2 separate regions of the Homo sapiens genome follow, and region 2 is linked to region 1. Evidence: chromatin loops called from intact Hi-C (ENCODE). Cell type or tissue: chondrocyte. All regions are shown on one strand. Links, peaks and the distances in the headings refer to the core of each region. The heading gives the core; the rest is flanking DNA. Region 1 has its middle 36 kb from the start of ARHGEF10L. Region 2 overlaps ARHGEF10L (Rho guanine nucleotide exchange factor 10 like).

Region 1 (16,178 bases), core at 2,997-10,996:
CAATTCTCCTGCCTCAGCCTCCCGAGTAGCTGGGTTACGGGCGCCTGCCACTACGCCTGGCTAATTTTTGTATTTTTAGTAGAGACAGGGTTTCGCCATGTTGGCCAGGCTGTTTCAAACTCCTGACCTCAGGTGATCCGCCTGCCTCAGCCTCCCAAAGTGCTGGGATTACAGGTGTGAGCCACTGTGCCTGGCCTGATTTTTAAATTTTTTTGTAGAGACAGGGTCTTGCCATGTTGCCCAGACTGGTCTCGGACTCCTGAACTCAAGCCATCCTCCTCCCTCAGCCTCCTAAAGCATTGAGATTACAGGCGTGAGCCACTGTGCCCACTCAGTCTTTTTTTTTTTTTTTTTTGAGACAGAGTTTCACTCTTGTTGCCTAGGCTGGAGTGCAATGGTACGATCTCGGCTCACCGCAACCTCCGCCTACCAGGTTCAATCGATTCTCCAGCCTCAGCCTCCTGAGTAGCTGGGATTATAGGCATGCGCCACCACGCCCAGCTAATTTTTGTATTTTGAGTAGAGATGGGATTTCTCCATGTTGGTCAGGCTGGTCTTGAAATCCTGACCTCAGGTAATCCGCCTGCCTCGGCCTCCCAAAGTGCTGGGATTACAGGCGTGAGCCACCGCACCCGGCCCATGGCATCTTAACATTGGAGAAAACAGCAGAAGCAGATGGGCAGTCTCTCACCTTTGCCTCTCCCTTCTTCCCTGATCAGACCATAAAGCTTTCACTGGGGAGGTGCCCTCTCTATTCCCAAAGGAAAGGAGCCAAAGACACAGAGATGCCAAGAAGAATCTGAACAATCAGGCCTTGCTAAGTCCCATTTCCACCGTCCTGCCACCCCTCACCGCCCCCTATCTATTATCATTAGATCAGACTCTTTTGTTCTCCAATTATACTTCTTCACAACTGCCTACTCTTCATCAAACCAAAGCAGAAAAGCACACAAATTTACCTGTTTCTTCTTCTTCTTCTTTTTTTTTTTTCTTCTGGAGACCATGCCTCACTCTATCACCCAGGCTGGAGTGCAGTGGCACAATCTCGGCTCACTGCCACCTCCACCTCCTGGGTTCAAGCAATTCTCATGTCTCAGCCTCGGGAGTTGCTGGGACTACAAGTGCGTGCTGCCACACCTGCCTAATTTTTTATATTTTAGTAGAGACAGGGTTTTGCCATGTTGCCCAGATAGGTCTTGAACTCCTGGGCTCAAGCAATTCACCCACCTCGGGCTCCCAAAGTGCTGGGTTTACAGTTGTGAGCCACCGTGCCTGGCTACCTGTTTCTTTTCTTTTTTTTTTGAAATGGAGTGTTGCTCTGTTGCCCAGGCTGAAGTGCAGTGGCGCTATCTTGGCTCACTGCAATTTCTGCCTCCTGGGTTCAAGCAATTCTCCTGCCTCAGTCTCCCGAGTAGCTGGTACTACAGCTGCATGCCACCATGCCGGGCTAATTTTTTGTATTTTAGTAGAGACAGGGTTTCACCATGTTGCCCAGGCTGGTCTTGAACTCCTGAGCTCAGGCAATCCATCTGCCTCGGCCTCCTGAAGTGTTAGGGTTACAGGTGTGAGCTGCCGCACCCAGCCGTGTTTCTTCTTTTTAAAAATCTTTTCTTGATAGCTTTTGGGGTACGAGTGTGTTTTGGTGACATGGATGAATTGTACAGTGATGAAGTCTGAGATTCTAGCGCACCTGTCACCCAAGTAATGTACATTGTACCCAGTATGTACAATGAGACCCTCTTTTTTTATCCCCTCCCATCCTCCCTCTTCTGAGTCTCCAAAGTCCATTATACCACTCTATATGCCTTTGCATACCCATAGCTTACCTCCCACTTATAAGTGAGGACATACAGTATTTGGTTTTCCATTCCTGAGTTACTTTGCTTAGAATAATGACCTTCAAATAATGGCCTCCAGCTCCATCCAAGTTGCTACAAAAGACATTGTTTCATTCTTTTTTATGCCCAAGTAATGTTCCATGGTGTATACGTACCACATTTTCTTTATCCACCTATTGGTCAATGGGCACTGAAGTTGGTTCCATATCTTTGCAATTGTGAAGTGTGCTGTAATAAATATATGCATATAGGTATCTTTTTTTTTTTTGAGATAAGAGTCTTGCTCCGTGTAGAGTGAAGTGGCACAATCTTGGCTCACTGCAACTTCTGCCGCCTGGGGTCAAGCAATTCTCCTGTCTCAACCTCCTGAGTAACTGGGATTACAGGCTTTTTTGTATTTGTAGTAGAGACAGGGTTTCACCACGTTGGCCAGGCTGGTCTTGAACTCCTGACCTTAGGTGATCCGCATGCCTGCCTTGGCCTCCCAAAATGCTGGGATTACAGGTGTGAGCCACAGCACCCAGCCTAATGACTACTTTCCCTCTGGATAGATACCCAGTAGTGGGATTGCTGGATTGAATGGTAGATCTACTTTTAGTTGTGGGGGATCGGTCAGAGAGGTGGGAAAAACTACCGGGAAAGGACGCAAATCTTCTGAAAGGTCGGAAGGTTCTGCAGAGCCCCGGGGGAGAATAGCTGAAGGCAACTGTTCTATAACCCTCAGGCAGAGGGCAAGGAGTAGGTAGAAGGGAGTGTAGAGGAATTTATCTGAAACAGGCTTGTTTACTTATGTTGACCAGCAACTGACCTTTGATCATCCTCACACACGTGTGAGATTGCTGAAAGGGGAACAATTAATGTTAATTACTTACAGGTTGTGTTGGCTCCAGGTTTTTGGCATTGTGCCTGCACTGAATAAAAGCAAGCGGCTCCAGCTTCTTGGGACTGCTCTCTGGCCACGAGAGCCAGGCAGCCACCTAGTTGCTCTTACACTGCATACCTGTGTCTGAGTACTCATTTCATCCATCAGCCAGGGTCTGCAGGACAGACCCAGCATTTAGTTCTTTAAGAAAGCTCCATACTCTTTTCCACAGAGGTTGTACATTCTGTGGAATCTGTATAATCTGTACAACAGATTATACACTGTTGGTGAGAATCTACATTCTCACCAGCAGTGTATAAGTGTTCCCTTTTTACCACATCCATGCCAATATCTATTGTTTTTTGACTTTTTAATAATGGCCATTCTTGCAGGGGTGAGGTAGTATCTCACTGTGGTTTTAATTTGCATTTCCCTGATGATTAGTGATGTTGAGCATTTTTTCATTTGTTTGTTGGCCGTTTGTATATTTTCTTTTGAGGAATATCTATTCATGTCCTTTGCCCACTTTTTGATGAGATTATTTGTTTTTTTCTTGCTGACTTGTTTGAGTTCCTTATAGATTCTGGATATTAGTCCTTTGTCGGGTGCATAGTTTGTAAATATTTTCTGCCATTCTGTGGGTTGTCTGTTTGATGATTATTTCTTTCACTGTACAGAAGCTTTTTAGTTTAATTAGGTCCCATTTTTATCTTTGTTTTTGTTGTATTTGCTTTTGGGTTCTTAGTCATAAATTGTTTGCCTAAGCCAATGCCCAGAAGAGTTTTTCCAATGTTGTCTTCTAGAATTGTTGTTGTTTCAGGCCTTAGATTTAAGTCTTTGACCATCTCGAGTTGATTTTTGTATGAGGTGAGAGATAGATAGGAATCCAGTTGCATTCTTCTTTTTTTTGTTTTTTTTTTGAGACGACGTCTCGCTTTGTCACCCAGGCTGGAGTGCAGTGGTGCAATCTCGGCTCACTGCAACCTCCACCTCCTGGATTCAAGCAATTCTCCTGCCTCAGCCTCCCCAGTAGCTGGGATTACAGCGCCTGCCACCATGCCCGTCTAATTTTTGTATTTTTAGTAGAGATGAGGTTTCACCATGTTGGCCAGGCTAATTTCGAACTCCTGACCTCAGGTGGTCCACCCACTTCGGCCTCCCAAAGTGCTAGGATTACAGGTGTGAGCCACTGTACCTGGCCCAGTTTCATTCTTCTACATGTGGCCAGTTTTCCTAGCACCGTTTATTAAATAGGGTGTCCTTTCCCCAATTTATGTTTTTGTATACTTTGTTGAAGATCAGTTGGTTTTAAGTATTTGGCTTTATTTCTGGGTTCTCTGTTGTGTTCTGTTGGCCTATGTGTCTGCTTTTATACCAGTATCATGATGTTTTGATAACTATAGCCTTGTATAATTCAAAGTCAGGTAATGTGATGCCTCCAGATTTGTTCTTTTTGCTTAGGATTACTTTGGCTATTTGGGGTCTTTTTTGGTTCAATATGAATTTTAGGATTTTTTTTTTTTTTTTTTTTTTTTTTGAGATGGAGTCTTGCTCTGTTGCCAGGCTGGAGTGCAGTGGTGTGATCTCAGCTCACTTCAACCTCCGCCTCCTGGGTTCAAGTGATTCTTCTGCCTCAGCCTCCTGAGTAGCTGGGACTACAGGCACGAGCCACTATGCCCAGTTAATTTTTGTTTTTTGTTTTTTTTTTGAGATGGAGTCTCGCTCTGTCACCCAGGCTGGAGTGCAGTGGCGTGATCACCCCTCACTGCAAGCTCCGCCTTCTGGGTTCACACCATTCTCCTGCCTCAGCCTCCCGAGTAGCTGGGACTACAGGTGCCTGCCACCACGCCCGGCTAATTTTTTGTATTTTTAGTAGAGACGGGGTTTCACCATGTTGGCCAGGATGGTCTTGACCTCTTGACCTCGTGATCCACCCAACTCGGCCACCCGAAGTCCTGGCATTACAGGCGTGAGCCACCATGCCCAGCCCCTTGTTTTTTCTAATTGTGTGAAAAATGATGTTGGTATTTTGATAGGAATTGCATTGAATCGGTGGATGACTTTGGGAAGTATGGTCATTTACATGATATTGATTCTTCTAATCCATGAGCATGGGATGTATTTTCATTTGCTTGTGTCATCTATGACTTATTTCAGCAGTGTTCTGTAGATCTCCTTAGATCTTTCTTTCTTTTTTTTTTTTTTTTTTTGAGACAGAGTCTTGCTGTGTTACCCAGGCTGTAGGGCAGTGGTGGCACAATCTCGGCTCACTGCAACCTCCACCTCTTGGGTTCAAACGATTCTTGTGCCTCAGCCTCCCGAGTAGCTGGGACTACAGACGTGTGCCACCACGCCTGGCTAATTTTTCAATTTTTTTAGTAGAGACAGAGTCTCGCCATGTTGGCCAGGCTGGTCTTGAACTCCTGACCTCAAGTGATCCACTTGCCTTGGCCTCCCAAAGTGCTGGAATTACAGGTGTGAGCCACCATGCCCAGCCAGAAAGAGTTTTCACATGCTTGGTTAAGAATAATCCTAAGAGGCCAGGCATGGTGTCTCATGCCTGTAATCCCAGCACTTTCGGAGGTGAGATGGGAGGATCACTCGAGGCCAGGAGTTCGAGACCAGCCTGGTCAACATAGTGAGACCCCTATCTTTATTAAAAAAAAAAAAAAGAATATTTTGTTAGGTATTTTACTTTGTTTTTACAGCTATTGTAGAAGGGATAGAATTCTTGAGTTGATTCTCAGCTTGGTCGTTGTTGGTGTATAGCAGTGCTATTGATTTGTGTACATTTATTTTGTAACCTGAGACTTTACTGAATTAGTTTACAAATCTAGAAGTCTTTTGGAGGAGTCTTTAGGGTTTTGTAGGTGGGTGATTATATCATCGGCAAACAGAGCTAGACTTCTTCTTTTCCAATTTGGATGCTCTTTCTTTCTTTCTCTTGCCTGATTGCTCTAGCTGGGAAGTTTCCCTGTTTCTTTTGGTTTTCATTTTTGAAGCCTCCCGTGGCATGTAGGACTTATATTAAACACATCACTATGCTTTTCTCTTAATTTGTTTTTTGTTACAGGTGGCTCAGCCAAGAACCTAGTGATGGGTGAGGAAAAGAAATCTTCTCAGCTGGGCTCAGTGGCTCATGCCTGTAATCCTAGCACTTTGGGAGGCCGAGGCAGGTGGATCGAGGCTGAGGCAGGAGAATTGCTTGAACCTGAGAGGTGGAGGTTGCAGTGAGCTGAGATCACGCCACTGCACTCCAGCCTGGGTAGCCTGGGTGACAAAGGGACTTTGTCTCAAACACACACACACACACACACACACAACACACACACACACACACAAAACAAAGAAATCTTTTATCTCCTGCAGGGTTTCTATGTGATTTTTACTTGAGCAATACAAGAGTATATTGTCCAGGTGAGCACCCTGAGACTAATGGTGAGGGTTGACCCTGAGTTCCACATTGGTTGGCATTCATATTTCTGTTTCTTTCTTCCTCTTTTTTTTTTTTTTTTTGGAGACACAGTCTTGCTCTGTTGCCCAGGCTGGAGTGCAGTGGCACGATCTCGGCTCACTGTAACCTCCACCTCCTGGGTTCAAGCGATTCTCCTGCCTCAGCCTCTCAAGTAGCTGGGATTACAGGCTCCCACCACCATGCCTGGCTAATTTTTGTATTTTTAGTAGAGACAGGGTTTCACCATGTTGGTCAGGCTGGTCTCGAACTCCTGACCTTGTGATCCTCCTGCCTCAGCCTCCCAAAGTGCTGGGATTACAGGCGTGAGCCACCGCACCTGGCTATGTTTCTGTTTCTGATTGGGGAGGTGGAGCTACTGACCTCTGGATGGAGGAAAAGATGCTCTGTGGCCACCACCAGGCTCTAACCTTTTATTTCATTGATTCCTCGGAGCCAGGATGAGAGGTAGCATCATAATCCTGATTAGTGGACAAGAAAACTGAGGCTCCAGAACACTGAGTGACTGGTTCAAGGTCCACACCTGCAAGCCCAGAGGCTGCCTATGGGGCGGGGTAAGGGGCACAGGATCATGCCCTTCATACAGTCCCCGCAGTCCTGGAGGTGCTGCTCAGTGCACGACGCCAGGGGGCGCCATGCGCATCGAAGAACCCTCTGTGGTTTCCCAGTCCTTGGGGCTGCAGCTGCTGCCTTCTTCGACCGATTTCTGCGGAGATGGTTTCGTGAGGACAGCATTATAAATGGGAATGATCCATGATACTCATGACTGGGCCCTTGGGGACTGGGCCCCTGCCAAGCCATGTGATCCAAGGCCTCCTCGTACTTGCTTTCCTTTCTGTGATGTCTTGCCTGTGCCCCAGCTGCCTGTGCTGTGAATTTAATTCCTGCAATAGGAATCTCATAAATGCATGGGTGGCCAGGCAAATAGGTATAAATAAGTAAAAAAGTTGTGCCTCTGAAGCTCTCCGTGGGGTAACTCATCCTCAGAAGAATGTTTATGGGCCTGAGCTGGAAAGGGAAGAAGTGCAAGTTCCATCCTCAACAAGGTGCCTGTTGGCAATTTGAGCTGGAAGTAGGGTCAGGATGACATAATAGTGAAGTGACGGGTCTGTGTTCCAGTCCTGAGCCAACCACTGTGTGCGTGTCAAAAATAGCCACCATGCTTCATTTCTCCCATTGTTGAGGCATATTTTTCCACTTCTTTTGGACCAATACGAAGTGATGGAAGTGAGGACTTGTGGCTTCCAAGCCAGGCCCTCAAGAGGTCTTGCCCACTTCCACATTCTCTCTCTCGGACCTTGGTGTGATATGAGCCTGGGTTAGAGTGCAGGGGGATGAGAGACCATGAGGAGGAGAGTGTCCCAAGCAAGGCCATCCTAGACCAGCCTGTCCCCATCAGGCCTGCCAGCTGACAGCAGACTCCTGAGAAAGCCAAGTCCAGTTGAGTTCAACCTAGCTCAACCCTGGCCAGCAAAACCACACGGCGAACCTGCAGATCCTGAACTGTAATAGAGGCTTATCATTTTATAAGTCATTCCATTTAGATTAGTTTATTATGCAGCAACAATTAACTGATATGGCCAATTATAGTGAAATGGTCATGGTCCATTTGCATACTCTGTGAGCCTCAATTTCTTTTCTTTTTTTTTTTTTTTTTGAGATGGAGTCTTGCTTTGTTGCCCAGGCTGGAGTGCAGTGGCATGATCTCCGCTCACTGCAAGCTCTGACTCCCAGGTTCATGCCATTCTCCTGCCTCAGCCTCCCTAGTAGCTGGGACTACAGGCGCCTGCCACCACGCCTGGCTAATTTTTTTGCATTTTTAGTAGAGACGGGGTTTCACTGTGTTAGTCAGGATGGTCTCGATCTCCTGACCTCGTGATCCACCCGCCTCGGCCTCCCAAAGTGCTGGGATTACAGGCGTGAGCCACCGCGCCCGGCCGCCTCAATTTCTTTATCTGTGAAACAGGTAACGCTATATGATAGTAGTCTCTGTCCCAGAGAAGCAATATGAGGAATAAATTAAATGTTCATAAGATTCTTCTCACAGTGTCTGACATGGAGAATATCAGCTGGAACGGGCCTGGTGGTGCTGCCATAATTAGCAACCCTAGGCTGCGCCCAGTGGCTCATGCCTGTAATCCCAGCACTTTGGGAGGCTGAGGCAGGTGGATCACCTGAGATCAGGAGTTTGAGACCAGCCTGGCCAACATGGTGAAACCCTGTCTGTACTAAAAATACAAAAATTAGCCGCGAGTAGTGGTGCTCGCCTGTAGTCCCAGCTACCTGGGGAGCTGAGGCAGGAGAATCGCTGGAACTCGGGAGGCGGGGGCTTCAGTGAGCCAAGATCATGCCACTACACTCCAGCCTGTGTGACAGAGCAAGACTCCATCTCAAAAAAAAAAAAAAAAAATTAGCAATCCCAAATATTAGTGACTTTAAACAGCAAAGGTCGGCCAGGTCCGGTGGCTCACACCTGTAATCCCAGAACTTTGGGAGGCGGAGGCGGGCAAATCACGAGGTCAGGAGTTCGAGACTAGCCTGGCCAATATGGTAAAACTCCATCTCTAATAAAAATACAAAAATTAGCTGGGCACAGTGGCTCACGCCTATAATCCCAGCACTTTGGGAGGCAGAGGTGGGCAGATCACGAGGTCAGCAGTTTGAGACCAGCCTGGCCAACATGGGTTAAACTCCGTCTCTACTAAAAATACAAAAATTAGCCAGGTATGTTGGCAGGCACCTGTAATCCCAGCTACTCGGGCGGCTGAGGCAGGAGAATTGCTTGAACCCAGGAGACAGAGGTTGCAGTGAGCCGAGATCAGGCCACTGCACTCAAGCCTGGGTGACAGAGCAAGACTCCGTCTTGGAAAAAAATAAAAATACAAAAATTATCTGGGCATGGTGGCACGCGCCTGCAATCTCAGTTACTAGGGAGGCTGAGGCAGGAGAATCGCTTGAACCCAGGAGGCGGAGGTTGCAGTGAGCCGAGATCGTGCCACTGCACTCCAGCCTGGGCGACAGAGCAAGACTCCGTTTCAAAAAAAAAAAAAAAAAGTCTGGGCGGGGTGGCTCATGCCTGTAATCTCAGCACTTTGAGAGGCCGAGGTGGGCAGATCATAAGGTCAGGAGATCAAGACCATCCTTGCTAACACGGTGAAACCCCGACTCTACTAAAAATACACACATGCACAAAAAAATTAGCCAGGCATGGTGGCGGGCGCCTGTAGTTCCAGCTACTCGGGAGGCTGAGTCAGGAGAATTGCTTGAATCCAGGAGCAGAGGTTGCAGTGAGCCGAGATCGTGCCATTGCATTCCAGCCTGGGCAACAGAGTGAGACTCCATCTCAAGCAACAACAACAACAAAACAGCAAGCGTCTATTTCTTGCCCTTGTTACATGTCTGCAGTAGGTGGACCAGGAGCTGTGAGCATTATGGTCACGTAGAGTCCAGGGCTGGTGACGTTCTTCATCTCAGCACTTTTCTGGCCACTGCCCCAGAGAGAAAAGAGAAGCTCAGGAGGGAGTTCAGGACTCATCGGCCCCACCCACCCAAAGGGCCCATCCTTCTTTCTAGAAGGGGACAGCTGGAAGTATTTGGTGAACAACATTTACAACTTCATATGAGCAGTGAATGAGTGTTAGGTATTGCTTTCTGCTTGAGTCCTCAAGTTGGGAGAGTAGTAAAGTGAAAATAAAAAGAAGCAATATTGTTTTGTTTTGTCTTTTTGAGACAGGGTCTCACTTTGTCACCCAGCCTGGAGTGCAGTGGTGTGATCTTGGCTCACTGAAGCCTCCGCCTCCCAGGTTCCAGTAATTCTCCTGCCTCAGCTTCCCGGGTAGCTGGGATTACAGGTGCCCTCTACCATGCCCAGCTAATTTTTGTATTTTTGGTAGAGATGGGTTTCACCATGTTGCCCAGGGTGATCTCGAACTCCTGAGCTCAAGCAATACACCCACCTCGGCCTCCTAAAGTGCTGGGATTTCAGGCATGAGCCACTGCGCCCAGCTGGAAGCAATGGTAATAGAAATCACAATAGCATAATAGCGGCTCCACGTATTGAGTACCTACTGTATGCCAGCACAGGGACAGGCCTTTTATCTGTGTCATTGAATCCTTACAAGAACCCTGTTAGATCAATCTTATTATCCCCCTTTTAAAGCAGGATGAGGCTCAGAGAGTGTAAGGGACCTGCCTGGCATTGCCAGGTTTGTGGCAGAGCCAGGATTTGGATCCAGGACTCTATTTTTTTTTGAGACGGAGTTTTGCTCTTGTTGCCCAGACTGGAGTGCAATGGCCCGATCTCGTCTTAACCACACCTTCCGCCTCCTGGGTTCAAGCGATTATCCTGCCTAAGCCTCCCGAGTAGCTGGGATTACAGGCATGCGCCACCATGCTTGGCTAATTTTGTATTTTTAGTAGGGACAGGGTTTCTCCATGTTGGTCAGGCTGGTCTCGAACTCCTGACCTCAGGTGATCTGCCTGCCTCGGCCTCCCAAAGTGCTGGGATTATAGGTGTGAGCCACTGCGCCCGGCTGTGACCCCTTTTTAATGCTCCCCAAAGGCTGACCAAGGTGTCCCAGAGATTAGGCAAGGAGCCAGACCAGGCTGTCCATCGACTGAACTGGTCCATCTGGACTCCTGTCAGTTATGATCAGGAATCAGCAAAGAATAGGTCAAGTACAGTGGCTCATGCCTGTAATCCCAGCACTTTGGGAGGCTGAGGTGGGAGAATTCCCTGAGGCCAGGGGTTCAAGACCAGCTTGGGCAAAATAGTGAGACTGCCATCTCTGAAAAGAAAAGAAATCAGCCAAGAACTGTCTGGTTTTGCGCCTTCACTCCCCCGATCCTTCCAGTTTTGTGCTATAAATTCCTTTGAGGAATTCCAGTGTAGGCTGAGGTAGCCAAGAGGCACAGGGCCTCCTTAGCCCCATCAGACTGACGGTGGCTCCTCACCTCACACAGCCGTTCATAACAATAGTCTGTGTTGACTGCACCGGCACCGTCTACCCACACTATGCCAAGGGCTTTGTGAGCATTTTCTTTTTTTTTTTTTTTTTTAAATTGATAACAATTTAACTTTATTTTTTATTTATTTATTTTTTTCCACTTTTTTTTAATTATTATTATACTTTAAGTTTTAGGGTACATGTGCACAATGTACAGGTTAGTTACATATGTATACATATGTTTTCTTATTGAAAGCTCCCCAAACCCTCTGTTATTATCCCCATGTTATACAAGTGGGAACACATGCACAGAGAGGTACATGTCCTGTCCAAGGTCCTACAGCTGGTAAGGAACCAGAATTGGAACTCAGGCAGCCTCACCCCACGTCTTCACCTCTAACCTTAAGCTATAAAGGGTTCTTACATTCTTGAGCTCTTGAACTCATCTGATCTCCCCTAGGCACCTTCCACCACATGCACACACACACACACTCAAGCAGTTATTATGACTCCAACTCTACAAACATGGTATCCGAGGCTCTGGGACATGTTCAAGGTCACAGACTGGTCAACTGGTTCAAATCCAGTGTCCTGGCTGGGTGCCATGGCTCACACCTGTAATCCCAGAACTTTGGGAGGCCAAGGCAGCGGATCACTTGAGGTCAGGAGTTTGAGACCAGCCTGGCCAGCATGGTGAAACCCTGTCTGTACTAAAAATACAAAAATTAGCCAGGTGTGGTGGTGGGCGCCTGTAGTCACTACCACCTGCAACTTCTGGGCTGAAGCCATCTTCTCTCAATCTCCCGATTAGCTGGGACTACAGGCATACACCACCACGCCAGGCTAATTTTTTAATTTTTAGTAGAGACAGGGTTTCACCATGTTGGCCAGGCTAGTCTGGAACTCCTGACCTCAAGTGATCCTCTTGCCTCGGCCTCCTAAAGGGCTGGGATTACAGGTGTGAGCCACTGTGCCCGGCCAGATCATGTCTTTTTGACTCTGGCAAGGCACTGTCCCACTGTGGGCCTCGGCATCCTCATCTGGAACATGGGTGTGCCAATGGCACCCACCTCAGGAGCTTGTTGGGAGGTAGAAAGGCTTATGAAAGCACCTGGCACTTGGTAGGTGGTTAATGACAGCTTCTTGCCTTCCTGCTTTGCTGCGGGTGCCCCCTGAACCCAGGGAAGTAAGTTTATGAGCCACTGGTCCTCATGGATCTGCTGGGAGGTTGGGGAGAGAGCCGTGGATGGTTGCCTTGTCCATCACAGCTCCTGGGTGCAGTTCCAGGAGCAGCCTCCGGTGGTTACATAGGCAAGGGGAGACAGGTCTCTGGAGATGCTTCCATCTGTACAGAATGGACTGATCTCAGGGCCTCTGCCCTGGGCCTCCTGATGTGCTGTGGGAGGCCATGCTGGGCTGCAGGTGGGCGTCGGGGCCTGGCGCACAGGAGACACTGCTCTCTGGGAAAAAGGAATGTGACTGGTGACATGCCACAGGGACAACAGCAGCAGCCCCTTCTAGGCACAGGCAGCTACTGGGCACCAAACACTCCATCCTCTGCTCCTCGTGGCCTTTGTTCACGGTGACCCTTTCCCACCTATTTTGGGATGCAGAGGTTGAGGCCGCACAGGCTTTCTAGCTGACTTGCTGCTCCTCCCTGCTCTGCTCCACGTGAGTTCCATGTTCAGCTCATCCTAACATGGGCCCCTGAGCACCTGTCCTGACCTCTGTTTTTTTTGAGATGGAGTCTTGCTCTCTCACCCAGGCTGGAGTGCAGTGGTGTGATCTCGGCTCACTGCAACCTCCACCTCCTGGGTTCAAACAATTCTCCTGTCTCAGCCTCCTGAGTAGCTGAGAGCACAGGTGTGCACCACCATGCCTGGCTAGTTTTTGTATTTTTAGTAGAGATGGGGTTTCACCATGTTGGCCAGGCTGGTCTTGAACTCCTGAACTCAAGTGATCTGCCTGCCTCAGCCTCCAAAAGTGCTAGGATTACAGGTGTGAGCCACTGTGCCCAGCCCTGTCCTGCCCTCTTTCCTGCCCCTTTGCCTCCCAGCACCAAGCCCCATGGCTGCCCATCCACCCCGGCTCGCACCCCATCCTTCTCCTCTCCCATCCCTTCCTCCCCCTACCTCTCCATGCCCTCCTCCCCCCAGTCATGGAAGGTGCCAGCCCCAATGAGCAATGACTTCCACAGTTGTCCTTGGCTGGCTGACACTTGTCTGGAAAGTGGGGGTGGGGTCTCATCAGGGGCCCCACTGAGGAGCTTTATTGGCAATACAGATCACTTAATTTATTTTCATCATTATTATTATTTTTTGAGACAGAGTCTTGCTCTGTCACCCAGGCTGGAGTGCAGTGGCACAATCTCAGCTCACTGCAACCTCCGCCTCTCAGGTTCAAGCAATTCTCCTGCCTCAGCCTCCTCAGTAGGTGGGATTACAAGTGCCTGCCACCATGCCCAGCTAATTTTTGTATTTTTAGTAGAGACAGAGTTTCGGCATGTTGGCCAGGCTGGTCTCGAACTCCTGACCTCAGATGATCCGTCTGCCTCGGTCTCCCAAAGTGCTAGGATTACAGGTGTGAGCCACTGTGCCCTGCCAGAAATCACTTAACTTTAAAAAGTTCCTTCCTCCCTGATTTCACCGGTGATCCTGAGGCCTAATGACTTACAAACAGGAAGTCTTTGAGGAAGCTGCTGCATTCAGTGTTGAAAGCCTGGGAACTCACTGGCTTCAGAGGGGCAGGGGAGAGGGGAAAGTGAGGCCTCTCCTGAGGCTTGTGGGGCCTCTGGAAGGGACCGATTTTCAGTGAATCAGCCTTTACGTTTCCCAGGACTCGGGGCAGCCTTGCCTTTGGTGCAGTCCAGGTGCCTGATGTCAGGGCGGAGCACTGCATGACTCTGGGGGCACCGTCCCCAGGCTGTGAAGGCACCTCTCGAGTTGTACGATGTGGTAAGACTAAGGCTCTGTCACCTCCAACTGCCAGTGCTGGCCTGGCCTGTGTGGGCTTTGCCTACCAACGAGGAGGAGAAAGGGCCCTCCATGGCCTACCTTGCCCTACCTGTGCCATGCACCTGACTGCCTGCCTTGGTTTCCCTGGGCTGGGCCCTATACTCTGCCCATCTCTTGCAGTAGGAGGGGCCCCATAGGGATCCTCCTTCCCTGGCCAAGGCAACTGGAGGGATATCTCCACATTGCGGTGGCATCAGCCCCTGACACTGAGGAATGCGGCTGCCTGGATGCTGCTCTCAGGACTCCAACTTGGGACAGCCGCTGATGGGCTGACATTTGCCCAAACTGGGCCCAAATTAGAAGAAGAAGGAAGAAGAAGCTCCACATCCCAACTCTGCCTCTTTCTCTCTTTGTGATGATTGGACAAGACGCTTAAATCTCTTTGAATCTCAATGTTCTCATCTACAAAATGGGGATAATGGCCAGGCACGGTGGTTCACACCAGTAATCCTAGCTCTTTGGAAGGCAGAGGCAGGAGAATCACTTGAGCCCAGGATTTTGAGACCAGCCTGGGCAACACAGTGAGACCCCACCTCTAAAAAATGGGGATAATAATAAACCTATTACAAATAGGTGGGGTGAATCTTGGCGGAACCAGGTAAGGTGGCTCAGTGGTGGGGATGGAGCAGGTACCCAGAAAATGCCAGCTGTCAAATTCTTTTTTTTTTTTTTTGAGACATAGTCTTGCTCTGTTGCCCAGGCTGGAATGCAGTGGCACGATCTCGGTTCACTGCATCCTCCAGCTCCTGGGTTCAAGTGATTCTTCTGCCTCAGCCTCACCAAGTAGCTGGGATGACAGGTGTGAGCTGCCGTGCCTGTCCTTAGCTGCCAAATTCTCTTCCCCTCAGAGCCCTAGCCGTTTAGGTAAGGCTTCCCCACTTCTGTTCCACCTAGACCTTACCTACTCCTGCCCCTCAACTCAGGACAGTCTAGCATAGATGAGGCAGCTGAAATCCTGAGCACCAAGGCGAGAGTTTAATCTCTCCTCTGCATTTTTGATGAATTGATTTGGTGCAGTGGAGGTTTTCAGTAGATCTGTTTAAATGACAGATAAGAAGCATTTGCTGTTATCCTGGCCATCGTGAGTGCACATGGGGCTTCCACGGTGTTCACTTTTGCTTTCTTAAATTTATTCATTTCTTCAATACATGCTTATCAGCCCCCTACTATGCGCTCAACACTGGGTTAGGCAGTAGGTACACCAGTGAATCAGGCTGGCAGAGTCTGATTTCCACGGACTTTATGACCCAGTTGAGGGCATAGATAAAATCTAAGCCAAGAGATATATCACCTCATTAGTGATTGCAGTAAATGCTTTGGAAGAAACAAACTAATTTGCTTATTAAAACTTAAAGGATACAAAGGTAAGTTCCAGCCCCATGAAATCTGAAGGTTTTTTTAGGATAATAGAATAAAAAACCATAAGTGCCCCCATGGTCCCTGCATAATGAATGGCCTGCTAAGCCTACAGTCTAAGTGCTTTATACAAATGAGCTCATTTACTCCTTACACCAGCCTTTATAGTTGAGTGTCTTTATCCCCATTTTACAGACGGGCATATGGAGGTCAAAGGGTCAAGTGGCTTTCCCAAAGTCACAGGGCTTGCTGATGAAGCTGGATTCAAACTTGGGTTTGTTTGATCCCTCCCTGTTGTAATTACAGGCCTACAGTATTTGTTGCTGCGTCTCCATCTCAGTTGGGAGCTCTTGAGGATGTGTGGCTGGAGGCTTGGGAGAGAGCAACTCAGGAAGGGGCAAGTAGATCACATCCCCTCACCTAGGGTGAGGACCTCCCATCTGAGCTAGAAGTTGCTAAAGTCAAGGCCCAACCCAGCAATTTGTCCCACAGCGAAAGGGAGCAAATGGCATCTGTCTCTAAGAGGTTGACCCTGAAAATGGGCATCTGGCCTCAACCTTGTTTGCAAAAGTGGGATGAGGATGAGGGGTGCGGATAAGAGTTCCCGTTCTGCATTCATGCAGCATGCGAGGCCCACTTTGTCATGTGGCCATGACTTCTTACACTGTCAAGGCTGCGGGCAGGTGGCTT
Region 2 (16,178 bases), core at 3,662-11,661, 190 kb after region 1:
CGGCGAAGGATTAAGGCTGGAGCTCACCAAATGCCCCCCAAGGCCTCCATGGAATTGGCTCTCAGCCTTTCGTTGCCATCTGCTGCTCAAGATGCAGGCACCATGCCCATCCTCACCCCAGCTGGCTTCAGAGCAGACCACGGGGCCAGCAGGCATCAGCTAACCTTGCTTCCCTCCTTGGCCCAGCTTCCCCCAGAGAGACTGACCTGCGGCCAGTGTGGGAGGGTGCAGTGGCTCTGTCTTGTCCCAGTGCCCCAGGCAGGGCTGGGTTCAGCAGCTGGGAGAGCCAAAGGGCCCTCGGGCCAGGGAAACACAGCCCGTGTGGCAGGTGGGGGCCTGGAGCTGATTGTCACAGGACCTGGCAGATGGGCCATGGCAGAGGCTGGGAGTGGCCATATGCCCAGCAGGGTTGAGCATCCTGTCTTCTGGGGCCATACTGAGGGCAGGCATGTTAGCCAGCACTGCAGGAGCCTTAGGGACCTCTGCCTACCCCAGGGGCCCGGTCCCTAACTCCCTCCCGAGGCCCTGGAAATCACCCTGGTTTCTGCTTCCCTCTAGCCAGTCACGATGGTCCTTGAGTCTGAACTGATCACACGGGGATGGTGGTTACTAACAACACAGTCCACGGCAGTCACAATGGTGTAATAACTGCCACCCTGCCCGGGCCTGAGGTGATGAGGCCCCAAGTGCTTATGTGCAGGATCTCATTTCACCCTAACCCTGCGAGCTGGGGATTATCCCCACATTACAGATGCAGACACTGAGATTGGTTCAGCAGGCCGGGCGTCTTGCTCGTGGTCATGCAGTAGACCAGAGGCAGGACCACAGTCACATCAGGCCGGACTCAGTCCAGCATCCTACTGTATGTAATGGAGAAAGAGAGTTGGCTTGAGGCCTGGCTTGGCCAACACACAGTATCAGACAAGTCCCTTAATCTCCCGGAGCCCCTCATCCCTCTGTAAGATGGGATGTAGGTCCCAGCTCAGGGACTGTTATGAGGATAAATGCTGGTGGGCTGGGAAGGTGGCTGTCCTGGGCCGGCAGGGTGGCAGGTGCCCGATGAGACTGAACCCTTCACTCACGTTCTCCTGGGGTGTGTGAGAGGCTTGATGGGACCTGTGTTTGGGTTGCCTCCTTCCCCCTCTCTCCCTCCCTCCCTGCCTCCTTCCCCTACCTCCCTCTCTCCCTCCCTGCCTCCCTCCCTCCCTCTCTTCTTCCCTCCCTCCCTCCTTCCCTCCCTCTCTTCTTCCCTCCCTCCCTCCTTCCCTCCCTCCCTCTCTTCTTCCCTCCCTCCCTCCTTCCTCCCTCCCTCCTTCCTCCCTTTCTTGTTTCATAGTATTTAGCCATTATACAGGTTCAATCCATTTTAACTACGATAAAAATGTCTCTGTATCACAAAACTATCTCCACATTTCCTCTGATAGCTAAATTATTTCAAGTTAGTGGAACAATGAAGAAATGGATAATCTCATGGGCTTTTAAAAATCTTTGGAATCTCGTCTTGTCTGCGCAGAGGAGAGTGAGAGAGAGTCAAGCTGATCAAGTGGTGGGAGGCAGGATGTGTGGACAGACCTGGCTGTAGTTAGAACAGCCACTCCTGCCTGTACAACCCTGACTTTACTGTGTTTCACATGCACCTTCACGCCCGTTGTCTTACTTACTCTTTGCAGTTACCCTTTAAGGAAGGAAGGGCATTCGTTGTTATGATGATGATTTGAGGGCCAGGTAAACTGGGGCTCAGGAGGTGAAATGACTGGTCTGCTATCGCAGTGCTGATATGGACAGAGCCAGGAGCAGCCCCACGGACTCTCGTTAGAGCTTCCTCACACTTACTGTGTAGCCTTGGGCGGTTGTGTCCCTGTCCTGGGCCTCAGTTTCCCCATTCATATAACAAAGGGCTGAGATTTGAGTCAGCTTGGCCATGCTGGGTGGGGTACACCAGAGCCTGGAGCCAGAATTCCTCCTGGAATCCCTCCCCTGTCTTCCAGCTCTGACTGGGAGCACTCAGAGCACCAGCTTCCCATCCTCGGTCCCTACCCCGCAGGGCAGGTGTAGGTGTTGTGTGAGACAGTGTGAGGACAGTGCCCACAGTCCCCGTCTCAAGCCAGCAGCGGTCCATGATGGTGACATTTTGCCGTCATCGTCTTTACGGCATACCCGCCCTGCATCTCCTGCGAGGGCTCCTTGCCCCTCCTAAGACCCTCCAGGTCAGTGTGCCATTCCTGTCGCATCAGCTGCATCAGTGCAGACAGAGGTGACCGCTCTTTTGGCAGACCTCCCTGAGGCTGAACCCTGGAGAAGGCTGGATGTAGGCCGAGGTTCCAGAGTGTGGGGTTTCCCGAAGGTTCCCTCTTCCCTCAGGCCTGAACTTTCCCAATCAGTAACCCAGTGGAGCCTGGGGCCCTGCCAGACCAGTTCCTCCTGACCCCTCATATCTGAGAGTGGCTCCCTGAGCTCCAAGCTGAGCCAGAGCCAGCCCCAGCCACCATGCTGGGGACCAGAGCGTGGGGGGCAGCTGCAGATCCACCCCACGTTGTGCCTTTGCAGAAGCGCAACACAGCAGGATTCTTAAGTTCTTTATTAGAGATATTTTTAAAAGGCTTTTAAGTATTTTTTTCTTCCCCCACACCAGCAAATGAAATAATTGCATAATTAGTAATAAATTTGTTCCTACACTAAGTGTGGATTTTTTTAGTGTGTGTTAACAATTTATTGCACTTCCTTCCCCTGACCCCTTTCTTCCACTCGCATACTCGACTGGTATTAATGCATTTTTTAACCTAAACTCCCTCCTCCTTTTAACCAGACAGGTCATTAATAAAATGTTCTCCAAGAGCCTGAGCTTTTTAAAGTTGTATATCTCCAGATAGATGGCTTGGGTGAGTTGAACACTGCCGCATTAAGTCTCTGTGATAAAATATTTATTCACCATTAGAATTTTTTTTTTCTTTCGGACTGTTTGTGAAGTGTCTTGCTCTTTTCCTTGAGGTGGAGGGGGAGGGGGAAGGCCCCAGAATGAGGTCTGCAGATGAAGCCATTTCTCAATTCCGGCATCTCTTTCGGTTTCTTGCTTGCCTTCCTCCCATTTGTCGGTTTTGCCGTCCAGTGGGGGCTGGGAGGATGCAGGGGCAGCAGGAAATGGTCTCCTGCCGGTCTCCATGCCCTGGGGGTCTTGGAGAGGGAGGCGATGAGGCTTGTGGAATGAAAAATTCACCACTGTCCCCTCTCTTGGCTTAATTGTTCTTGTGGGTTTATGGCTCTGATGGAGCTGATCTTAAGACATTAGCGTCCAGATCCTTTTAATAATCATAAACATTATCCTAATAGCCTCTATTTATTGATTGTATACTATGGGCTAAGAGCTGTGCTCAATTGTGTATATATATTATATGTATATATATATGTGTGTATATATTTAATATTTCTAATAATTATAAAATTGAGCAAGGCAGGTTTGTAGTACTCATTGATGGATGAGAGAAATGATTTGTCCAAGTTTTCTCCTTTCCTTCATCCATCCATCTGTCCATCCATCCATCCATTTACTCATTCACTCACAGATACTTCTTGAGAGTCTACCATGAGCCAAGGTACTTGGCCAGGAGTTGGGGAGTTAACCATGAGCACACAGATAAGTCACTGCCCTCACAAAGCTTGTCATAAGTAAACAAATAGCAAAATAAGGTCATCACAGACCTTGACCAGGGCTAAGAAGAGAAGTCAGCTGTTGAAAGGGGCTCATGGCCTGAGCCTCCCATGTTGGCCAACTCCAGGAGGGCTGGGGGCCTGACCCTGGACCGGAGGCTGCCATCATAGTTCTGAGCCTTCACTTTTGGAATGGATTTAGGTGTGGGAAATAGTCCCAGCTCCACAGACACCCAGGTACTGTTTGTGAAATAGCCCCTGTTGGCCAAGGCTGTAAGTCACTAGTGGGCTTTTTTTTTCAGCCTAGTTTGCATTTCCACATTGCAGGGACGCTATGAATGTGATTTTTTGAGTTTGCATCATGTTGCCAGACTCGAATCCCACCGCCTGCTTGATAGCTCCATTCGGGTGTGTCTAATTTGTGTCTCAGACCACACATCCAACCAGGAGCTCTGGGCTTCAACCCCCAAACCGGCTCCTTTGCCATCCCAGGCCATGGCACTGCTATGCACCCAGCTGCTCCAGGCAGAGGAGCCTCAGTGCTATCCTGGGTTCCTTCCTCTGCTCCACCTCTGCTCCCCTCTCCCAGCAGCTCTGTCGCTCTGCTCCAAACAGGTCTAAAACAGGTTGGGCTCTCCTCACCTCACTGCCGCCGCCCTTCCCACCTGGGCAGCTGCGGGAGCCCCTGCTGGGCTCCTTGCTCCTCCCACTCCCACCCTCCACAACTGTAGCTAGAACGTTCCACTCAAATCACGTCACGCTACTCCCCTGCCTAGGCCTTCCGGTAGCTTTTCACTGCAGCCAGAATTATGAGCCCCAGTCCTGGCCCTGACCCATCCCCTCTTCTGACCATCTGGAGTCTGCCTTCTGTGCCCCAGGTGCACTGGCTTCACTCTGCTCGGCGGACTGGATGAGCTCATTCCTGTCACAGGGCCTTTGCATGCCCTGTCTCCTGGGCCTTGGCTCAGGTCTTGGTGTGGCCACCTCCGCCTTGTCACCCAGCAGCCTCACGCCTGCCTCCCTATCCTTCCAGGAAGTAGAGGGAGGCCTGAAGACCCGGGAATCCTCCACTGGCTCTGCCCTGTCGCCCTGTTTCAATCCTCTGCCTGGTGTTTACATCCCTTGTTTCTGTTTTTGTTTCCTGTATCTCCTCTCTACACCTCTGTGTCTAATACAGTAGCCATTATTACAATGAAAGAAAATAACACATTCAGTCCCTCAGTGCCACTAGCTATATTTCCAGTGCTCGGAAGCCACATGTGGCTGATGGCTGTCAAATTGGACAGCACGGTAGGGAACATGTCCATCATCAAAGAAAGTTCTAGAGTGTCTGCTCCTTAAGACAGGACTCTATGTACATGGTCCCAGCTGTGCCCCCAGCACCTAGTGTGGGGTCTGCCATGCAGTAGGCATCTGGGAGGTAAATGGATTGGTGATGGGATGGCACACTGTGTTAGGCAATGCTGGGTGTACCCCGAGTCGGTAACCTGCCTTTTGGGGTGAGAGAGCCACACCATTTCTCTCTGTGCCTGCACTGCAGAGGAAGCACATACACCCACATGTATGGAGTTGAAGTGTCATGCCCAAGGAGGGAGAGGTGATGGAAGCACTGGGCAGTGGTGAGCAGCAGACCTCAACTCCACCCCACCCTGCACTCACCAGGTGGGGGACCTCTTTGAGCCTTAACATCCGTGCCTGGAAAATGGGGCCGGCATTTGTGTCTTGCATACGTCTTGGCTGTTGCAAGCCTTGTGTCAGATGAGAGCAGGTATACGAGTGCTTTGGAAACTCCAAAGCTGTGTTTTTTCAAATGTGATCCATGGACCAGAAGCAGCAGAAAGTGGAAACCTTCTGGAATGCAGCCTAAGCCTCTCCCAGAGGGCAGCAGGATCAGGGCAAGAAGGAGACAGCCCTTTAGAAAGGCAGCTGCCCAGTGAAGCCTAAGGAAGTGTGGCAGCGCCGTCCACCCTGTGTGTGACATGGTGGAGGGTCTGTCCCTGAGCCGGCAGCCTGTACCCCACGCCTCTCAGCCCCCTCAGAAAGCCTCCTGCCCCCTGCACTCCCAGCCTCTCCCTTGTGCCCATTCCCATTGCTAGAATTGTTGGCAACAGTGCAGCAGCAGCGATGACAGCAGGTAGCGCCCATTTTGCCATGTGCAGGCACGGGGTTGTTTTACGTTCATTCATTTAACCCAATGGAGAGTATCTGTGTTCCAAACATCAAAAAGGGACAGTAAAAATACGGTCCTATAGGACTGCCATTGTATACATGGTCTGTTGTTGACTGAAAGGTCATTATGTGACATGTGACTGTATTATCCTTGGCCCCTTTTACAAGTGAGGACACCATGGCCCAGAGGAGTTTAGGATGGGCCCCAGGTCATGTAGCTGGAGAGTGGCAGAGCCAAGGTGTGAATCCCGCACCTGGCTCTGGAGCCCTGTTCTCAGCCACCGTGCTGGGCAGCCCACACCTGGCATCCTCTCTGTTAGGAGCAGGGGCCTGCCCCCACGCCCTCTCTGACATTGCTATTCTTGCTAAAATGAAGAGACAGAGCTGAGGGGAGAGCTAAAAAGAATGAATCTGGACTGGCATCAGAAACATGCTGCTTCCCACCAGCGAGTTTTGTGCTTCACTCTTGGGCCCAGGGCCTGCAGGGTGTGCTGTGACCTCATCTGAAGAAGCACCCACACGGGCAGGCCCTGAGGGGCTGCAGCAGAGCCACCTCGATGCCTCTCGAGCCCCACCCGGCCCTACTTATGCCTTCCATCTGCACCAACACCGATGAGAAGCTTGCACCTCCCCAGTCTTCCCTGGTTTTGCTCGTAGCTGGCTGGCTGGATCCCTGCATGGATTGCCCTTGGACAACCCTTTGTGCCGGATGACCTGGCCGCCGTGTATTGAGAGCGCACACAGACCAGGCGCTGTGCCTGTGGTGTTCCCCCAATGCATCCGTATGGCAGCCCCACTTTACACAGGCGGAAACTGAGGCTGGTTAGGGGAGTGCTCAGCTGCAGGACCTCGTGGCCAGACCCCAGGCAGGTCAGCCTCCAAAGCCCCAGCTCTTCCCCACCCCACCGCCCAACTTCTTGCTGGTTTCAGGGGAGGAGCCCGCTGTGCCAGGCCCTCATCTCGTGGTGGTACCCAGAGCCCATGCTGTCTCCCCAGGAGGGCACTGCTCAGCCGCCCTCTCTTTCTGCAGGCCAGAAGCACTTGTGTGTCACCAGCCTCCTGATCTGCCAGGGTCTGCTCTGGGTGGGCACTGACCAGGGTGTCATCGTCCTGCTGCCCGTGCCTCGGCTGGAAGGCATCCCCAAGATCACAGGTGAGGCTTTGGGAGCTGGTGTTGGCAGGACCAGGGGGTCAGCTGCAGGTGGCCAGTGGGGCTTGGCGGGGAGGGTGTATTATGCCCTCATTGGTATAGGGATGGGGTTCCAGTCTCCAGCTTCCTCTCATCTCAGGTGGCATGGTGGCCAGTAGAACTGAATCGTCCTGGCCCCAGTCTCCCACCTTTCTGAGTGTCAGTTTCCTAATCTGGCAGATGGACACAAGAGTGGCTTGGGGCCTGGCTGAGACACCTGCCTAATGGCAGGGGCTCCACTGGCCCTTTCTGCTGCTTCCCATAGCAGTTTCAAGATGTCCAGGCTCCAGAGAAAGAAATAACTGAGTGCTTCTGGGGCCAGGCCCGGCCTGCTCGTGGGGTCCATGTGCAAATGAATGTGTTCACATAGATCAGAGGAAGGTCTGCTCTGATCTGCACTACTGGGCCCAGGACAACAAGGGCAGGATCAGAGAAGACCCCCACACTTGGATGCCTGGAGCTCCGGGTCCCCCTCCACCACCCTGAGAATGATGACTGTGGTCTTTTCCAGCAAGGGAGCAGGGCCAATAGGAAGCCCTGGGGGTGGGCTGGCTCCCTGCGCAGACCTCAAGTCCTTCTGATAAAGAAGAATTGCTTTGGCTGGGCGCGGTGGCTCACACCTGTAATCCTAGCACTTTGGGAGGCCGAGGTGGGTGGATTGCCTGAGCTCAGGAGTTTGAGACCAGCCTGGGCAACACAGTGAAACCCCATCTCTACTAAAAAATAAAAAAAAATAAAAATAAAAAATTAGCTGGGCATGGCGGTGTGCGCCTGTAATCCCAGTTACTTGGGAAGCTGAGGCAAGAGAATTTCTTGAACCCGGGAGGTGGAGGTTGCAGTGAGCCGAGATTGCGCCATTGCACTCCAGCCTGGGGGACAGAGTGAGACACCATCTCAAAAAAAAAAAAAAAAGTTGCTTCTAAATTCTGAGATTTTCTATTTTCAAGGTTTCATCAAATAGGGCATTTTGTCCATCCAGGGGGCATTTGTGGAGGGTCTATTTCCAGGTAGAATCCTGGGATGCAGGGATGAAATCGGGCAGAGACCCTGCTCTCAACAAGCTGATGGTCTCCTGGGGGTCATCATAGCTCGGGTGACAGGTGCTGGGATGAGGGTGCTCCGGGGGCTGGGGACACAGAGACTGGGGCGAGCAGCTCCCCATGCATGAATTCAGGAGGGATTCACAGTGAGGAGTGTGAGCTGGGCCTTGCTGAAAGAGTTGCAGAATCAAGTAGACAGGAAAGGATTTCTAGGCAGAGGAGCTGCTTGGCAAAGGCTCAGGAAATTCTTGGAATTTCACACTGAGGCTCCCCCGTGTGGTGTATAAGGTGGTTTCTGTTCCACTCCCCTGAGGAAGTTGTGCAGGAGCACGGGATAGCCAGAGCCTGTGGCCTTCGGGGGAGGTGCCAACATAGACAGAAGTGACCCCCCCAAATACCCACCCAGAATGTTCTCCAGGAGAGAGACTCAGGTGCTTCCCTTAATGCGCTGGGCCTTTGGGCCCCTTTCTCTCTCGCCCCATTTTCTGCAGGGAAAGGCATGGTCTCACTCAACGGGCACTGTGGGCCTGTGGCCTTCCTGGCTGTGGCTACCAGCATCCTGGCCCCTGACATCCTGCGGAGTGACCAGGAGGAGGCTGAGGGGCCCCGGGCTGAGGAGGACAAGCCAGACGGGCAGGCACACGAGCCCATGCCCGATAGCCACGTGGGCCGAGAGCTGACCCGCAAGAAGGGCATCCTCTTGCAGTACCGCCTGCGCTCCACCGCACACCTCCCGGGCCCGCTGCTCTCCATGCGGGAGCCGGCGCCTGCTGATGGCGCAGCTTTGGAGCACAGCGAGGAGGACGGCTCCATTTACGAGATGGCCGACGACCCCGACATCTGGGTGCGCAGCCGGCCCTGCGCCCGCGACGCCCACCGCAAGGAGATTTGCTCTGTGGCCATCATCTCCGGCGGGCAGGGCTACCGCAACTTTGGCAGCGCTCTGGGCAGCAGTGGGAGGCAGGCCCCGTGTGGGGAGACGGACAGCACCCTCCTCATCTGGCAGGTGCCCTTGATGCTATAGCGCCTCCCCTCTCCCCTCAGAGGGCACAGCTGCAGGCCTGACCAAGGCCACGCCCGGCTCTCGTGCTCTAGGACCTGCACGGGACTTGTGGATGGGCCTGGACTCTCCAGAAACTACTTGGGCAGAGCAAAGGAAAACCTCTTGTTTTAAAAAAATTTTTTTCAGAGTGTTTTGGGGAGGAGTTTTAGGGCTTGGGGAGAGGGAGGACACATCTGGAGGAAATGGCCTTCTTTTTAAAAGCAAAAAACACAAAACCTCACAACTGCCTGGCAAGCCCAGTATCACTTGTTTGGGCCCTAGCGGGACTCCAAGGCAGCCACACGCCCCTCCTGGAAGGGTGTGTGCGTGTGAGTGTGTGCGAGTGTGTGGGCTGGTGTGTGAATATCTATAAATAAGTATATATGGTGTATATTATATGTGTATAAATAAAGTCTGTACATATTGGAGCTCTGGGAGATGCTGGAATAAAAGACAAGAGTTACATCTGGACTTGGATTGAGGTTTTGTTGTGGTTTTTTAAAGCATGATGGGAAAGAGATAGAGAGAGCAGCTATTGGTAGAGAGGGTTTATTCGGGACCCAGGAGCCACTCTTAGGCTTGGTGGGAGGGTGGAGCTGCTACGGGAATCAGCTCTAGAACTTCACAGTCCAATCTGGTCACCATTAGCCACAGGTGGCTAATTAATTTTCAAATTAATGAAAAATCAAACATTCAATCTCTCAGTCACCGTAGCCACATTTCAGATGTGGCTTGAGTGGTGAGTGGTGAAGGATGAGACGGCACAGATATGACCATTTCTGCTATAGAAGAAAGCTCACTTCTGCTCCAGAAGGGGCTCTGGGAGCTTCTTTTGTGAATATGTTTTGGAAAAAAGACTGGTTCACCCCAGGTCTGGAGTAGCATGGGGGCAGAAGGCCTTGGTGTCTAACAGTGCAAGCCAGAAGCGAGGGGAAGATGAGGGGCTTCTCTGCAGGCTGGCAGCCATGTCCCAGGACTTGGGGTCAGAGGGAGGACAGGGTGGGCTTCAGGTGAGGTCCATCAGCTGCAGGAGCAGAGCCCAGGCTGCAGGTGGGATGGGCGGGTGGGGCTGCCTCTGGCCCTGGCTCCTCTCTTCTGTCGCAGTTCGTCCTCAGATTTCTAGAGCTGCTTGCAGGAAAGAAAATCAAAACCAAAAGCCGCCACCCAAAAGGGAAGTGTTTCCTCCATCTCTCCACCCTCTACCTCTCTGTCATCTGTCTACCCACCACCCACCGGTACTTGCATTGAGATCTTTCCACTGAAGTTCTGGGAACCCAGTGGAAAAGCCACCAAGGAGTGGACATTCCAGCCGGGTTCTAACCTCATGATAGGTTCTCGCCCACTAGAGAAGTCATTCATTCATTCGTTTTGCAAACCCCTTGAGTTCCTGCTATTTGCTGGGCACTGGGCTATGTGGACAAGACTGCAGCCGTCCATGCCCACAGGAAGTGCATGTTGTAGCGGGGAAGGCAAGCATAAACACCAGCGAGCGAAGGCTTGGGGAGATCGAGGGTGCTGCGGAGGAGGAAGGGGGATAGAGGAGCAGCCCGTGCTCAGGTGGAGGGTGGACAGAGGTTGGCTATTCCCAGAGGGAGGTAGCCAGTGTGGGTCCCCAGGAAGGGGAGAAAGGAAGCTGGTCCAGAGGAACCAGTACACCTGAAGGTCTGGCTCCTACACTGACTACGGCTCAGACATGTCCACCTCCTTTGGGCCTCAGGATCCCATTTTGTATCAAAAGAACCATCACTGCCCTGTCCACCTCTCTTGGAAGAGAATAAAGTACGCTAGTTCCATTTTTATTGCACAAGTGGGTTATTGAATAAATACTCTCTCTGGATGGGACTCCCAGGGGGTGTGTTTATCTCATCAATCAAATGTCAACCAAGACTTCCTGAGACAGAGACCAGTGAGTCGAGGCTGCCTGGGACAAGGAGTAAGCCTGGACTCTAGGGTCTGGCAGGCCTGTGATCAAGTCCAGCACCACCAAAACGCGTCTGTGTGGCTCCCAGCACGTCCCTCCGTGGCTCCCAGCACGTCCCTCCATTTCCATATCTCTAGAACAGAGGGGATGATGTGTCACAGAGTTCAAGGTACCAGAACCACAGAAAGCATCTGGAACAGCCCTCCGGTGGCATTTTTGGTGATGGTTCCTTATATCCTCGCTCCAAACGATTTGAGGCCAGTGGTTCTTACTGAGGAGTCTCCTCTGGTGCTGGAGCTGGCATCTGGGATCTCCGTGGGCCTGTTAGATCCTAGACCTACAGATCGCTCAGCTAAAAGGGACCTGGGAGATCGAATGGAGCCCGTTAAATCACGTCACGGAGAAAACGACTGACTTTGCTACTTCAGTGAAATTATCACATCAGTCACCAGCTCATCTCCCATGCCTCCGACAACAGAGCGAGGGAGGGTCGGGGGCGCCGCGAATGGCTCCTGAGACCCACTGAGGACGTGCATCACATGTGAGTGGAGGCCTGGCCTTAGATATTGATAAGAGTAATAATACCCAGAGCGCTCCGGGTGCCTGAGCTCCTTTCGTCGGTACAACTGCTCTCTGAGGCTGCTTTTGTTTGCCTCGTTTTGTAGGTGAGGGGTCTGAGGCTCAGGGATCTAAGCAACCTGCCTAGGAAGCCTCAGAGCCTAAAAGTCAGGCCCGGGACTGTGGTCTGTCTGCCACCAAGACGGCTCTTAACTACCAGACTACTTGCCCCCCAGAGCAAAACTCTGGAGACAAACAGAGCAGAGTTGCCTTAACAGGCAAGTGCCTTAATCTGTGTCTCAGGGAGACCCTGCCATGGGAACGGACCATCATTCATTCAGTATTCATTGAACGCCGATTACGTGCCTGGACCCGTTTTCAAGTAGACACTGGGTAGGGCGTAGTGAAAAAGACAAATCCCAGGCACACCTCGTTGTCCATTCTACTGGCAGGGTCAGGAGGGAACAGACCGGGAGAAAAATATGTCAGATGATATTTGTGCTCTGGAGAAGGGGGATGGGAAGGGCTGGGGAGGGGGCTCATGATGTCAAAGAGGGTGGTCAAGAGGCCTCACTGAGGAGATGACGTCCGAGCTAAGACCTGAAGGTGGAGCAGACATCGGGTGGTAGAACATTTCGGGCTGAGGGCAAGTGCAGGAGCAAAGTGTGGGGGCAGGAGTGTGGCTGGAGCAGGTGCGGGCGGGGGAGGGGAGGCAGTGGGCAGTGGGAAATCACTGGAGGGTTTCGAGCAGAAGAATGACACTGTCTGTCTGATGTTTTCAAACAATCACGTTTGGCTGCTAAATTAAGAATAATCCATGGAGAGGGGGACAGCAGTGTGGGAGCCAGGAGTCCCCTTGTTGAGAGCTGTTGCAGTCAGCCAGGTTTGCAAGGTGGGGGGCAGCAATAGAGAGCGGTCAGCTTCCGGGTGGATTCTGATGTCCCAGAGCCCACTGGGTTTGCAGATAGATGGGCTGGGAAGGAAAGAGAGGAGTCAAGCATGCCTCTGAGGTCTGGCCTGGCGACTGGAAGGTCAGAGCTGCCAGCTTCCCTGGCAGGGTGGCTGTGAGGGGCAGCTTTTCCACAGGAAGAGCGGGAATGGGGTTTGGATCGGCTACATTTAAGTTGCTTTTGAGCATCCGAGCAGAGACGTAGGGAGGACAGTTGACTGTGTGAATTTGGAGTCAGCAGAGAGGTCCATGCCAGGGGTGCCTGAGCCTGGATGCAGCCTCCAAGGGAGCAGAGTAGACGGAGGAGGTGTGAGGACAGAGTCCAGGGAAGGCCAGTGTCGGGAGGTCCAGGAGCTGATCAGGAAGCACGGGGGAGGCTGAGATGCCCGGATGAAGGTGGAAGACCGGAAGGGCAGGGTGAGGGTTGGAAGGGGAGGGGGTGATCTGTGCTGAATGCTGCTGAGGTTAAGGAGGAGCCTGAGGCCTACCTTGGATTTAGCCACACGGAGGCCTTCTGTGCCCTTACGAGAGGTATGTGGGCAGAAGTGGTGGCGGGGAAGCCTGAGGATGCGGAGGGAGGGTCTGGGAGAGGAGCATGTGAGCAGCGGGGTCCTGGGTGGTTCTCAGGCCCCAGTGATTCGGTGGAGGGAAGGAGGGGCCGTGACAGATGCCCCAGCCATGCAAGCCACAGCTCAGAGGGCCCAGAGTTTATCAGTTCATGGGCCTTCATCCCCTTGCCCTTGCCCAAGGGGGAGAATCACTTTCTCTACCCCTGGTGAGCAGGCCGAGGCTGCAGACAAGCCCAGTTATCAGGAGGCAGCTGTGAGCCAGGCCGGTCTCCCAGCAGGAATCCTGAGCAGCGGCTGATTGAGAATCTCCGGCTGGTGACAGGTTGCCCCAACCCCACCCCGTGGGGAGCCCAGCCTGCCATGCTGGGTTACTGCCAAAGGCCTCTGTTCCTGTCTCTGTGCTCAGGCCTGGGGAGGTCAAGGCCTGACATCCCCATCCCTCAGATGGAGGTGGGGGTTGTTCTCTGGGCACTTCTGGCCCCGAGACATGGACTCCAAAGGTGGGAGGGAAGCAGAGGCTGTCCTCATCCAGCATCTGAGCAGTCCCCTTCCTTGGAGCCTGACTGCCTGTGGTGGGGGGCACAGAAATGGCCCTCTCACTTTGTTCCGATGACTGACCTTACTGTAGTTTGGACACCCCATAGCAGAAAACTCTAATTCTTTTTTTTTTTTGAGACGGAGTCTCACTCTCGCCCAGGCTGGAGTGCAGTGGCGCCATCTTCGCTCACTGCAACCTCCTCCCGAGTTCAAGCAATTCTCCTACCTCAGCCTCCCAAGTAGCTGGGGTTACAGGTGCTGGCCACCACACCCGGCTAATTTTTGTGTTTTTAGTAGAGACAGGGTTTTTCCATGTTGGCCAGGCTGGTCTTGAACTCCTGACCTCAGGTGATCCACCCACCTCAGCCTCTCAAAGTGCTGGGATTACAGGTATGAGCCACTGTGCCTGGCCTCTAATTCTTCATTAAAGGTGACATAGTCATTTCTGGAGCTTAAGCTGCTTCTTGGGGCTAACACAGTCTATTTGGGGTGAACTGACAGTCTTTTAGGCCTATCTCCTTCCCTTTCCTTCCCTTCTGTCCCCCGCCTGGCATATGAACCCGGGGGACACTAATAGGATGCAGTGGTAATAACTAGGGTGCAGGTGTCTGCACAGTGGCAGAGGCATTGGAGATGTCCCTACTCTCTATTCTGGCTTCTTTTGGTCTCCATGCCCTTAGGTCCCCTGCCATGGTGGTCAGGCTGGCATCCTTGGTGTCAGGCTGGCATCATCAGTGCTGCCTGTCTCTGGTCTTGGGCACCTCACCTTCTGTACCCCCCAACCCTATCTCAGTCCCCCTTAACCTTTCCACACCCCCACCAGCCTCCACCCCCAGGACACTCACAGACCTGTGTACCCCAGACCCCTCCTCTGCCCTGCTATCCCCACCCTGGGGGGCATGTCGGGGATCAGACCCCTGCCCGTGGGCTCTCGTGCTCCCTTCAACCTTTCTGATTGACTCCTAGAGGCCAGGTGAGTCCAACCTCAGGCAGGTCCCTCCAGTCCATCCCGTTGCCGACTTGCTGCTTACAAAGGGATTTCCTAACGAGAAAGCTGCCCTTCGGCCTGTAGGAGCTGTGTGCTCAGGCGCTGAGCTCTGTTCTTGCTTTGTAAAAGGAAGCAGAGCCTGAGACAAGGATTTTGATTCAGGTCGTTTATTTGGGAGGGGAGACCAGGGAACCCCGATGGGGGCATAAAATGGGGAAGAGAAGGCAGCCAGTGCCGGGGGAGGTATTGAACATGTTACTAAGTGGGTACCTCGGGCTCAAGTCTGCTGAGGGGCTCTGGGAGACGGTGCAGAGCTTTCTCCTCCGACCCCCACCAGCTGGGTGCCTGGCTGAGCTGCCCCTGGAGGCGTGAGTCCCTGTCAGTTCTGTCTGCTTCCTTGTTAGCCAGAGAGGGGACTAAGGTGGAGAGAGCCGGCAGGCTTGCCTGTGCGCTATAGCAAGTGCCCATAGCAAGCTGTGGCTTTTATCATTGAAAATTTTTTCCATCCCAACAAAGCCAGACTTTCAAGAGGACAGTCTTGCTGTGGACACAAAGATGTGGAATTTGGAACTCAAAGCTGGTTGTTTGTTCTAGGTTATATCCCCCTGTCTCAGCTCACGCCGTTCTAACAAAACACCACTTGCCAGGCGTCTTAAACAACAAACAATTATTCTCACAGTTCGGCAGGCTGGAAGTGCAAGAGCAAGGAGCTGGGGGATTCAGTGTCTGGGAGGCTCCTCCCAGGTGGCAGGCAGCTGCTTTTTTGTAGTGTCCTCACGTGGCAGAGAGTGTAAGCTCTGGTCTCTCTTTCACCTTTTTTTTTTTTTTTTTTTTTGAGACGGAGTCTTGCTCTGTCACCCAGGCTGGAGTGCAGTGGTGCGAACCCGGCTCACTGCAACCTCTGCCTCTTGGGTTCAAGCAATTCTTCTGTCTCAGCCTCCTGAGTAGCTGGGATCACAGGTGCGCACCACCACACCTGCTTAATTTTTGTATTTTTAGTAGAGACAGGGTTTTACCATGTTGGTCAGGCTGGTCTCAAACTCCTGACCTGAGGTGAGCCGCCCACCTCGGCCTCCTAAAGTGCTGGTGCTGGGATTACAGGTGTAAGCCACCATGCCCGGCCTCTTTCTTCTTTTTATAAAGGTGTGAACCCCATCATGGGGGCTCTACCCTCATGACATAATCAACTCCCAATGGCCCCACCTCCAAATATCATCACATTGGGGTTTAGAACATCAACACATGAACTTTGAGGGGACACAAATGTTAAGGCCATAACACTCTTCCTACCCCCCACCGCACAACATGTAATAAATGGCACCGACTCAGTGAGGTGGAGGTGGGGAAACATCAACTCATCAAGATTTCTAAGTGATACGGTTAGGCTTTGTGTCCTCACCCAAATCTTATCTTGAGTTGTAATCCCAAGTGTTTAGGGAGAGACCTGGTGGGAAGTGATTGGATTATGGGGGCAGTTTGCCCCATGCTGTTCTCGTGATAGTGAGTTCTCATGAGATCTGATGGTTCTCGAGATCAGCTTTCCCTGCCCTTTTTTTTTTTTTTTTTTTGAG

What was found. A loop is a pair of places that touch in the nucleus more often than their neighbours do. Peaks named below come from ENCODE experiments on the same cell type or tissue, not always from the same donor. Only the 100,000 strongest peaks of a DNase experiment are listed, where the experiment ranks them.
Region 2: a loop joins it to region 1, with 6 times the contacts of the local background. A loop is called at or near these places in 5 of 110 quality-filtered maps.

Annotation. Positions count from the first base shown.
Region 1 is chr1:17,495,698-17,511,875 of GRCh38, forward strand. No RefSeq gene overlaps it. Among named protein-coding and RNA genes, the nearest start is that of ARHGEF10L, 36 kb to the right of the region's middle. In chondrocyte, for the core only: a CTCF peak has its summit at 6,792 (motif pointing right); a DNase peak (open chromatin) is centred at 6,827.
Region 2 is chr1:17,688,314-17,704,491 of GRCh38, forward strand. It overlaps ARHGEF10L (Rho guanine nucleotide exchange factor 10 like), which reads left to right. Exons shown (of 29, transcript NM_018125.4): 28 at 6,845-6,967; 29 at 8,535-9,556. The coding sequence ends at 9,067. Among named protein-coding and RNA genes, the nearest start is that of LINC02810, 21 kb to the right of the region's middle. RefSeq lists enhancers at 1,326-2,058, 12,465-13,064. In chondrocyte, for the core only: CTCF peaks have their summits at 8,332 and 8,536; a DNase peak (open chromatin) is centred at 8,686.